Regions from separate parts of the Mus musculus genome. Here region 2 is linked to region 1. The links are chromatin contacts, found by Hi-C in ENCODE. All regions are on one chromosome and are shown on one strand. Each heading gives the region's core, a stretch centred on a gene start or an enhancer-like site at or near the end of the contact. The rest is flanking DNA. Distances are from core to core; before and after follow the strand shown. Region 1 holds the start of Fgd2 (FYVE, RhoGEF and PH domain containing 2). Region 2 has its middle 20 kb from the start of Gm36199.

Region 1 (5,247 bases), core at 2,131-4,630:
GTTGACTGGAGCAAGCAGAGGTCCTAAAAATTCAATTCCCAACAAACACATGAAGGCTCACAACCATCTGTACAACTACAGTGTACTCACATACATAAAATAAAATTTTTAAAAATCTTTAAAAAAATGATGGGGCCACAAATCAATGTGGTTGGTGACCTTTTAAGGAGAGTTAGAGCGACCCTGTGACCCCAGCTCTGGGGATACAGAAGTAGAGAGTTTAAGGCCCATCTGGGCTACACTGTAGGATCCTGTCTTGAATAGGAGGAAGAAAAGGGAGAGGAGAGAGAAAGAGGAAGAGATGGAAGGCCAAGAGGTCCTACTACCCATTCCCCAGTCAGAGTCCCTCACCTGTGTCTCTGGCCCCGGGCTGACCCCAGGCTGACAGGATCTCCTCCAAGCCCCACTCGATAACTTGTTCTTGAGGGAACTCAGATATGTCCTGCTCACTGGCCGGAATTCAGACTTCAAGGCCTCCTTGACAGGGGGTGCCTCCCAAGGCTCTGGGGACAGGGACAGCTGGTGTTCAGGGCTATGGGGCTGGTCCTCAAGGCTATGGGATCCAGGTGCTTCTCCCGGAGTCCTGCTGAGAACAGACCACACTTGAGGGTCTCCTCAGGGTAACCTGTGTGAGCCACTGGTGTTCATGGGTTCCCAAGTGCCTGGCACAGTGTAGGAACCTGTCAAAGCTTATGAATCTTCCTCAGCCCCCTTCCTCCTCCCTTTTTTTTGAGCCAGAGACTCAAGTACCACAGGCTAGCCTTGACCCCTTTATAGTGGAAGACGACCTTGGACTTCTGGTGCTAGGATCACATGCATGAACCACTACGTCTGGCTTACATGGTGTGGCCAGGGGGGTGCGGGGGGCGGCAGGGTTTTGTGCACGATAAGCAAGTGCTCTACCAACAGAGCCACGTCCCAGGTGCCACCAGCATCCTTCTGAGTGTCCTCTGGGAGGGAACTCCATCAGTCCCTAAATGAGTCATTATGGCCTATTTTATTCTCTGGGGAACTACATACTTCCCTGTTTCAAATGCAAACACATCTAGAGAGAACCCCTCCTTTGGCACACAGATCTTTCAGGGGCTCCCTCAGGATCACGCCCACCTATGTTCTTCCCCCTTGCTTTCATCTCTGTATCTCTCCCGATACATCAAGGGAAGGTGGGCGCCAGAGAGTAATTCAGAGCAGGGACTCAGATGCTGAAACTGGGCCTTTTCAGGGATGCCTATGGCCTTCACACAATTACCAGGGGACAAAGCCATCCTGCAGAGCAGGGTCCCTGTTCCCCAGGTTCAGCCCTCACAGGACAGTTTTGCTGTGCAGCATTTACCAGTCCTTTGTAGGCCAGAGAAACCCACACTGCCAGAGCCAGGCATGTGCAGGGAGATAGCCAGGGTGACAGCGCTGGGTAGGCATCCCCTCGAGAAAGACAGACAGGGAAACGGAGGCCAGACAGGTACCGAGCCTCCAAACCCGATGAGAAAGAATGTCCCTGCGTCCATGCTGCAGATGTGGAGACTGAGGCAGAAAGGATGGGAACCTGAAAGTGGGGCAGGTAGGGGCAGCTGACATCCAAACCTCCATGCTAAGCTGTCTTTCCTCTTGATGTCAAGGACAGAGAGACCCAGAGAGCTGAGGTGATTGTCCTGGTCACAGGGCCTGGTGTAGGAAGAAGGACCGAGGTGGCCCATTCCAGACATAGAAAATGGAGTTCCTTGGCCTCAGGGCCTGCAGCCAGGGAGAGGGGGTTGGGTGAGAGGGTGCTGAGTCTCAGGTTTTTCTCCTGTACATTTGGTTTCAGCTTCTGCATTTCTAAGCACTCAGGCCTGTGCCTGTTTCCTCTCTAGCCCTCAGTTTCAGATCAGCTAGGCACCAAGGGCTCCACAGAGAGACGCCTGCATGGTCCCCTTGCTCAGAGCCTGACTCTCACACTCCTGACCACGCTTCTAGTGACCCACTCCTCTGTATGGCTACTCTACCTGCAAGGTGCAGCCAGACACCACTCAGTAGCCCAAGGGCTGGCATCTACATGAGCCTACGCCCCCTCCAGCATGAGTGTGGTGGGCCAAGAGGGCGGTGGGAATGAGCTGTCCCAGGTGCTGAATAGGATGCACTCAGCCAAGCTCCTGGAGAGGCAGAGTCAGGCTGCTCACCCAGGAAGTGAAACTTCTGCAGGGGTGAATGTGGGCTTCCACGTGGAGGCCCCAGGCACCTCCTGTGCATGGCCTGCAGGCCCACAACACAGCGTGGAGGCCTTCCCAGGGCATCTAAAGCCTGTGGCCTGGTGTCTCAGAAGGACGGAACTTTGTATCACAAGTAGAAATCTACCCCTGCATCCTCCACAGAACTCTAGGCACTAAGCTTTGTTCTTGTGGCTCCCGAGGGCTGGGGACTCTGGTGGCAGACTCCTTATCTTCATGTAAGAGTGCTGCTTTACCCAGCATCTAGCTGCTGAAGGCATGGGGACTCACTGTGGTGTACCCGGGTTCTGGAACCCTCTACAACAATCCAGGGCTCAGCCCCTCCCTCCACCTGCCCCTCCTCCCCTCGTCTCTCAGGTCCCCACAGCTTCCCCCTAAGCCTCCTGAGGCCAACCTCTATCTGCTTCCAGAGGACCAAAGGCACTCCCAAACCACAGGCCTGCAAAGCGGTTTCATGTCTCACACTCACGCCCCTCCAAGGCCACTCAGGACCCCTCCCACTCCTGGCTTTGTCTTTTCCCTTCAGACACAAGTGCCAGCACAGCCCCAAAATTCAAAGAAGCTAGTTCCTGTGTCCCCTCTTCTGTTCTCCCTATGATGGGAACCAAACAAGTCACACCCTAGGGCCATCAGAGTAAGCCCTGAGGTATAGAAAGGAACTTAGGAGAGAGGCCTGGTGAGCATGGCTCTGCTTTGTCCCAGTCAGCCACATTCCATCTGTGTCCCGCCTTCCTGTTCCCATTTGTGTCCTGGTGTGAGTGGGATGTGTGTGTGCATGGATTGGAGATCTCCCATGCTCACCCTGTCCAGCTTACTACCACAAGAGCAGTGGTTGCCTGTACTGCCAGGCACCCAGGATGGAGGGACCCCAGGTGCTGCCCCAAAGTACCAGATCAGATAGAAGGGCTCGACCCCTCCCCCACCATCTGTACCTGTTGTTCTCAAACACAGCCACCAGGTTGCACACTGAGTCCTGCTTCTCACAGGCTCGCTCCATCCTGCTAGCCTGCAAGGTGGTCCTCAGTTACCCCAGAAGCAGGGAGGGAGGCAATAGGCTGGTGCCCTCAGCACTCCCTGGCCAGCGGGTGAAGCAGGTCTACCACAGCCTGGAATCTGCCCATCGCTTCTGACTGCCTTGGGGCAGTTCCTATCTTCAGAGTGAAAAAAGAGGAAGTGGTCCCAGTAGCTTGGAAGAGAGGCCAGCACTCCCTACTGTGGGAGGAGCCTGTCAAACTCTCCTTGCTGTGGGAGGAGCCTGTGAAGTACTGCCCGGCCCTCTTGGCATCTGACCTTTACCTCTCAGATACTTCTACCCAGTCCTGTTAGAGAAGGCACGGGCTGTGGCAACAGTGGTCACAGGACGTTTCTGGAGCCGGATCCTGGGATGAGCAGCTTCCTGGATATCCAATTCTCTGCATGGGGGGAAAGGGGACGGCTCAGGGATGTTTTACTTAGTACCATTCTCAGCATCTTCCTTGCATCTGGCGCTGTGCACTGCTGATGGAAAAACAGCTTTTAAATTAAAATGGACCACAGGGTTGGGGATGTAGCTCAGCTGATAGAGAATGCTTGCTTGGCATGCGGGAAGCCCAGGGCTTTATCCTCAGCACTGTAGAACTGGGTATCATGGCACATGCCCATGGCACCCACTTGAGAGGAGAAGTCCAAGTTCTTCCTTGACAACGTAATGAGTATAAGACCAGATTCGGCTACGTGAGACCTGTCTCAAAAAAAAAAATGGGGTCGGATGGGGTGGGCTTTGAGATGGTTCAGGGGTAAGAGTACTTGTAGCCAAGCCTGGCAGCTTGAGTCTAACCCTGGAGCCCCACATGGTGGAAAAAAAATAGACTTTTCCTTTCTTTTTATTTACTTTTATTTTTTATGTGTATGAGTGTTTGGCCTGTGTGAGTCTATTATACCACATTCGTGCCTGGTACCCACAATGGTCAGAAGAGGGTGTTGTGGGAATGGGACCTAGGTCCTTTCTAAGTTCTCTTAACCTCTGAACCAATTCTCCACCCAAAATGCAGACTCTTTCAGGTTGCCTCTGGGCTCCAACCCACACACACTGTATCTCTTGTACTCCTACCCTAAAAAAAACATCTAAAGCTGAACTGGTGGTGGCACACACCTTTAGTCCCAGCACTCGGGAGGCAGAGGCAGGCAGATCTCTGAGTTTGATGCCCACTTGGTCTACAGAGTAACTTTTTTTTTTTTTTTCAAGACAGGGTTTCTCTGTAGCCCTGACTGCTCTGGAACTCACTTTGTAGACCAGGCTGGCCTCGAACTCAGAAATCCACCTGTCTCTGCCTCCCAAGTGCTGGGATTAAAGGCGAGCGCCACCACGCCCAGCTCCAGAGTAACTTTTAAGACAGCTGGGGCTACACAGAGAAACCCTGTCCGGAAAAAAAAAAAAAAAGAAAAATAGGGCAAACAAAACAAAAAACCCCACAGACTGTGAGGATATGCAGGAAGGGGTCCTGTGGTCCCCAACACCTCTTTGGATGCTTTTGTCTTAATGATGTTGATATTTCTCTAGTGGCCCGGGTTGGAGAGCCCCTATGGGTTAGAGCTAACAAGTCTCCTCTCTTTCACTCCCATAGCTGTGTTACACAGTGTGCTCCCTTATCAGAAATGGAGGCCAATGGAAGTCAAGACACCTGACTGAGGTCACCCAGGAAGAACAGGGGAAGAACTGCCATTTCTGAAGCCCAGGTAAGTGTCCTATGACTCCAGCAAAGACCCAGGGAACCTGGAGGGTGACCTCCATGCACTCCATCCTCAGGGTCCCCTGATCACAGCACCCTAGGGAAATCTGCCTCTTGGTCACTCAGGGTTTCTAGAACACGTGACCAGCGCCTCTGCTCTGCTCATTCAAGCTGGAAAGCCATTCATTCATTGCTCTCCCATGGATCCTGAGCCAGGACCCTCCACTGAAGCTAGTCTTTGTCCTCGGATCAAGTGTGAGCCATCCTGGAGCCCAAAGTGCCTGGCAGAGTTTCTGCTGTGGTAGCTGTGAGCCTGGAGCCTCCTGCCCAGCAAC
Region 2 (5,322 bases), core at 200-2,699, 55 kb before region 1:
GTGCAATTGGCTCTGAGCACCCTGGGTGAATAATGCATGCCTTACTGTGTGAGTGTATGTGTGTGTGTGTGTGTGTGTGTGTGTGTGTGTGTGTGTGTGTGTGTGTGTGTGTGTGTGTAGCGCGCACCAGCATGATCACTGTGCTCATGGAGAGATGGAAGGAAGCCTTGTAAGACTTGATTCTTTTCTTCCACATAGTCACTAGGTGGCTCCTAGTCCACCTAGTGGAGGTGGGCGGGGCAGAGCTTGGACTCAGGTGGCAATAAGCACCTGTAGCAGCTCAGCTAATTGCCTGTCCTCTACCCCACAGAACCGCCCAGCTTCAACAGCCAGCCTCCTGCTTCAGCGGTCTCAGTCCATGAAACTGGAATTACAATTGTGTGTCACTGGGCCTGGCTTATATTGAGTTTTCTAAATTGTCTTTTATTTCTGGTTATGATTTCTCTGATTAGGGGGAAGGGGAAACAACTAATGAGAACACCCCAGTTGTTAGGGAAAAACTAGGGGACAGATGCAGGTTATTCCTGAGCAGGGAGGAGAGTGACCACACCCCCACACACTCCACCCCCCCCCCCATCCCCCAGCTAAAGCCAGGTCCTTATTAGGCAGAGCGGTCCTTCCCCAGCTCAGTTTCCATCAGGAGTCCTTCCCCAAGCAACTCTCCTCCCCTTTTCACCGCGTGGCCAGCTGCAGCCCGCTCTCTCCTGGGGCCTCCCTTCTCCTTGGTAGCAGCGGCCCAGGCCAGGCTGCACATATGTACCTCGTTAGAGGCGGCCAGCACCAAAGCCGGCACATCTGGCTGCGGCGAGACAAAGTGCACTGCGGGGCAGCGAAGGGGAAGGTGCACGTCAGGACAGGGCCGCCGGGGCCGCTGACATCTGGACGGTGGAGGGTGGCCGGTGACCGGCTGCAGGCGTTGTGCTAGCCAACCTGGCCCAGGTCCCTCAGGGCGGCAGCGCTGAACTGTTGCTGGCTGGCCTTCCCCACCTGCAGGCTTTGGAGGCTGAACCTTGCAAAGGATGGAGGGGGCGGGCACTCTGCTGCTTGCGGAGGCTTGAGCCAGGGGATCTACTGTGAGAACAGGAGAGGAACATCGACTACCCAGCTTATGGTGGCCAGGCCCTGTGGCTGCAGGCAGCTGTGGGTCTCTCCTGGACTCCAGGACATCTGCAGGCCCCAGGTTGTATCACATGTCAGCTTCAGGGCCTGAGAAGCTCCGGGTTAGCCACCTGCGGGTTCCTGCCTTCTGGCTGCAGCAGCTGCTCCTAAGGTCCTCTCTGAAGTTGGCCGGAGATGAAAGTCACTGACCAACCAATGAAAGGCCAGAAAGCAACAGCCCAGTCCCAGCCCTTCCCAGCAGCCTTGGTCCACACTAAGTCTCTCCTGGAAGGGACCCCATTATCGTGGGAACGGCCAGTCCTGCTAGCCTATAATCCCCATTTCCCATCCCCATCCCCGTCCTGGTTCACTGCTGTGGGCAGAAGTGGCTATCCTAGAAAGAAGATACAGGGTTAGGGGCAGCCATTAGGATAGAAGCTCAGAGATGAGAGCATCCAGTGAGAGGGCTCAGACTCTTGACTATAAAACAGAATCCCAGACCTTCTCTGAGACAGGATCTCATGTAACTCAGGCTGCCCTTGGACTCACTGTGTAGCCCAGGTTACCCCTGAATTCCTGATCCTCCCTGCCTCCACCTCCCAAGTGCTGAGACTACAGGCACATGCCACTATATCTAGTTTTAGGGTGGAACTTCTTACACAAATAATCTAAGAAGGGGCTGGAGAGATGGCTCCAGGATTAAGAGCACTGGCTGCTCTTCCAAGCCACTTGGGTTCCATTGCCAGCACCCACACAGTGGTGGACATCCATCTGTCCCAGAGGATCCAACACCCTCTTCTTGGTCTTTATGGAGGTAAAAAGATCAGAAGTTCAAGGACATCCTGGGCTTCTGAGATACATAAGACTGTCTTAAAAAATAGACATTAATAAATATATAATCTGTAACAGAGATATAATGTTATTACATACATAACAGGAGGTATTGTTTTATACTTTTGGGAATAATCTTGTCTTTTGAGATGGGGTCTTATGTTGCCCTGGCTGGCCTGGAACTTACTGTTTAGACCAGGCTAACTTCAAACTCAGAGAGATCCACGTGCCTCTGCCTCCTGAGGGCTAGAATTAAAGGCATGGACCACCAATACAACTCTTTTTTTATTCTTGAGGCAGTGTCCTGTACTATAAATTGGGTTGGCTTGAAACTTCACCAGGTAGCCCCTGAAGGGGTGACAATCCCCCTGCCTCAGCATACCAAGTGTTGAGATTCTAAGCATGGACCCAACCATTAGTGCTTGGTTAATTTTTCAATTTATAGAAAAGTGGCAGAGATTTCCTCTAAACCCTTTACCCGTCCACTTCTTCAAAAATTAATGTGTTGCATAACTAGGGTGCAGTTGCCAAAGTTAAGAAATTAACCTTGGCACAGAACCATGAACTAAACCAGACCTTTCCTGATACTGTTTCCCCAATATATATGCGACTTACTGCTTGCCAGTTATCCACATTAGGAAATCAGGAAAATTAGCTAGCTATAGTAGAGGTAGAGGTAGAGGTAGAGGTAGAGGTAGAGGTAGAGGTAGAGGTAGAGGTAGAGAGGTAGAGAGGGTAGGTAGAGAGGTAGAGAGGTAGGTAGAGAGGTAGGTAGAGAGGTAGGTAGAGAGGTAGGTAGAGAGGTAGAGAGAGGTAGAGAGAGGTAGAGAGAGAGGTAGAGAGGGAGGTAGAGAGGTAGAGGTAGAGATAGAGTAGAGGTAGAGGTAGAGGTAGAGAGGTAGGTAGAGAGGTAGAGAGAGAGGTAGAGAGAGGTAGAGAGAGGTAGAAAGAGGTAGAGAGGTAGAGAGAGAGGTAGAGAGAGAGGTAGAGGTAGAGGTATAGATATTTTTCTGGGCATCTGTAATCCTAGAACTTGGGATATGTTGGGATATGTAGGCAGAAGAACCAGTAGTTCAAGATGAGCCTCAACAGTGTTCATATACATATACCTACACTCAGAAAGATACACACACACACACACACACACACACACACACACCACCCCCATACATACACACCACTCCCATACACACACACCACCAAACCTTGGTCTTCTGCAAGAGCAGTGCATGCTTTTAACTGCTGAGCCATCTCTTGCCTCCCTCCTTACATATTTTTGACAACAGAAGCAAGTACCAGTTGTTAAATTTAAGATGAAGTGAATGGTCAGCCGGGTAGCTCAGCGTGGAAAGGCGCTCGCTGCCACGGCTGACCCAGGATTGATCCTTGAAACCCACATGGCAGAAGGAGAGAGCTGATTCCTGCAAGTTGCCCTCTGACCTCCAGGTTCAGGCTGTGGTACTCACACACATGCTCCGCCCCCATCACCCTCCCGCCCTCCCCAAAAGATAAGTGTAAAAACATTTTCCAATTGTACCCATCAGGTTTTGCGCTCCTGACAGTCACTCTGGCCTCAGGTCTGAGGAACTGGTTAGCTCCTCCTGAATGGAGCGCTATAGTCAGTCACTCTTGGAGCCTAGGCCTGCTCGGGGAGCAATTCAATCTATTTTATTTCATTGCTTTGGTGTGTGTGTGTGTGTGTGTGTGTGTGTAAACATGTCAGGTGTCAGTTCCTCTGGAGCAATCCACCTTGCATTTATATTTATTTATTTATTTAATATAGGGTCTCCCTAGCTGGCTTGGAACAAACTATGTAGACCAGGCTGGTCTCAGACTCAGAGGTTCATCTGCCTCCTGAGTGCCAGGATTAAAGACAAAGGTCCACAAAGCTTCTAATTTTTTTTTAATATTTATTTATTTTGTGTATAGTATATGAGTACACTGTCTTCAGAAGAGGGCATCAGATCTCATTACAGATGGTTGTGAGCCACCATGTGGTTGCTGAGATTTGAACTCAGGACCTCTGGAAGAGCAGTTAGTGCCCTTAACCGCTGAGCCAGCTCTCCAAGCCCCTAAAGCTTTTAAAATTTAAAACTACCATGTTCGTGTGTGTGTGTGTGTGTGTGTGTGTGTGTGTGCACTGCAACTGTGCCCCAAAAGCATGCATGTGGAGAATAGAGGACACCTTGAGGACTTGGTTCTGACACATGGGTCCCAGGGATTGAATCCAGGTCGTCAGGCTTGGCAGTGAATGCCTTTCTTCACTAAGCCATCTGGACAGCCCCACCTTGCTGTTTGAGGCAGGGTATCTCAGGATGGATCTGAGGCACATCAATTAAGCCTGCCTAGCTGGCCACTGAGCGCTTGCTACGCCCCTGACTTTGACCTGGGAATTGAACTCTGGTCCTTGTGTCTCTGTGGCAAACACTTCCTGAATGAGCTATCTCCCCAGCCTTTGTCTGTCTGTCTGTTGTTGTTGTTGGGTTTTTCGAGACAGGGATTCCCTGTATAGCCCTGTCTGTCCTGGAACTCGCTTTGTAGACCAGGCTGGCCTCGAACTCAGAAATCCACCTGCCTCTGCCTCCCGAGTGCTGGGATTGAGGTGTGTGCCACCACCGCCCAGCCCTTGTCTGTTCTTTTGTTGAGACATGGTTTCATGTACCCCAGGCTATGTCAGAATTCAATATGTAAACCAGAATGACCTGCGACTTCTGATCTTCCTGCCTCCGTGTACTGTGTGCTGTGATTTCAAGGCCAGGCATGTGCCACCAGAGCCTGCTTATTGAATACCACAAAAGCACACTACCAATAACGTCATTTCCTCCCCGGCTCTCTTGTCTTGCTCTCTGATGGGATTATAGTCAGGAGCCAAAAAGTTTAACTTTTTTTTTTTTTTTTAATGTTGTCTTCTTTTGTAGTTCTAAGAATCAAACTTAAGGCCTGGGTAAGTACTCTCCCACTGAATGACTGGTGTAGCCCTTGACATTTTAGTTATTCAAATCAAGGCTATTTGGCCGCCTCTCACCTTTCCCAAAGCAACCAATGCCAATGCGTTTCCAAAGAGAAGGAGAGACTGGAGGGGGCAGGCTTTTCTATTCATAGGACACGTGGGAGCTCTTGTGGAGTCAGTAATATTTGTGCCCACAGGTTGGGACACCCTCTCCCAGTCTGGAGCTACCTAGGAAACCTAATTAATTATGGAACTAAGGAGCACGGTTGAGTTAATATAGAATAAGGCTGAGGGAGTTGGGTGTCTCGGGGGATGTTTATGACAAGCTGCGGGGTGCTCTGGTGAGTCACCACTGCTCTTTAAGAGGACACAATTGGCTCCCCAGGGGACAGCAAGGCCAGCGGTTTCTCATCAGGTGTCCTCTTCCCAGGCGGGGCTGGAGA

The links. A loop is a pair of places that touch in the nucleus more often than their neighbours do.
Region 2: a loop to region 1 is called in a map of T-helper 17 cell, with 2.5 times the contacts of the local background. The contact joins the enhancer-like site here to the promoter of Fgd2 in region 1. A Hi-C loop is called at or near these places in 1 of 37 maps with a recorded cell type or tissue (T-helper 17 cell).

Annotation. Positions count from the first base shown.
Region 1 is chr17:29,359,047-29,364,293 of GRCm38, reverse strand. Fgd2 (FYVE, RhoGEF and PH domain containing 2) reads right to left here and starts at 3,380. Exons shown (of 16, transcript NM_013710.4): 1 at 3,137-3,380; 2 at 352-583. The coding sequence starts at 3,201.
Region 2 is chr17:29,411,903-29,417,224 of GRCm38, reverse strand. No RefSeq gene overlaps it. Among named protein-coding and RNA genes, the nearest start is that of Gm36199, 20 kb to the left of the region's middle. Within about 2 kb of position 1,449, at least 2 of the 3 ENCODE cell types and tissues checked have a DNase peak (open chromatin) inside an H3K27ac peak, as active enhancers do.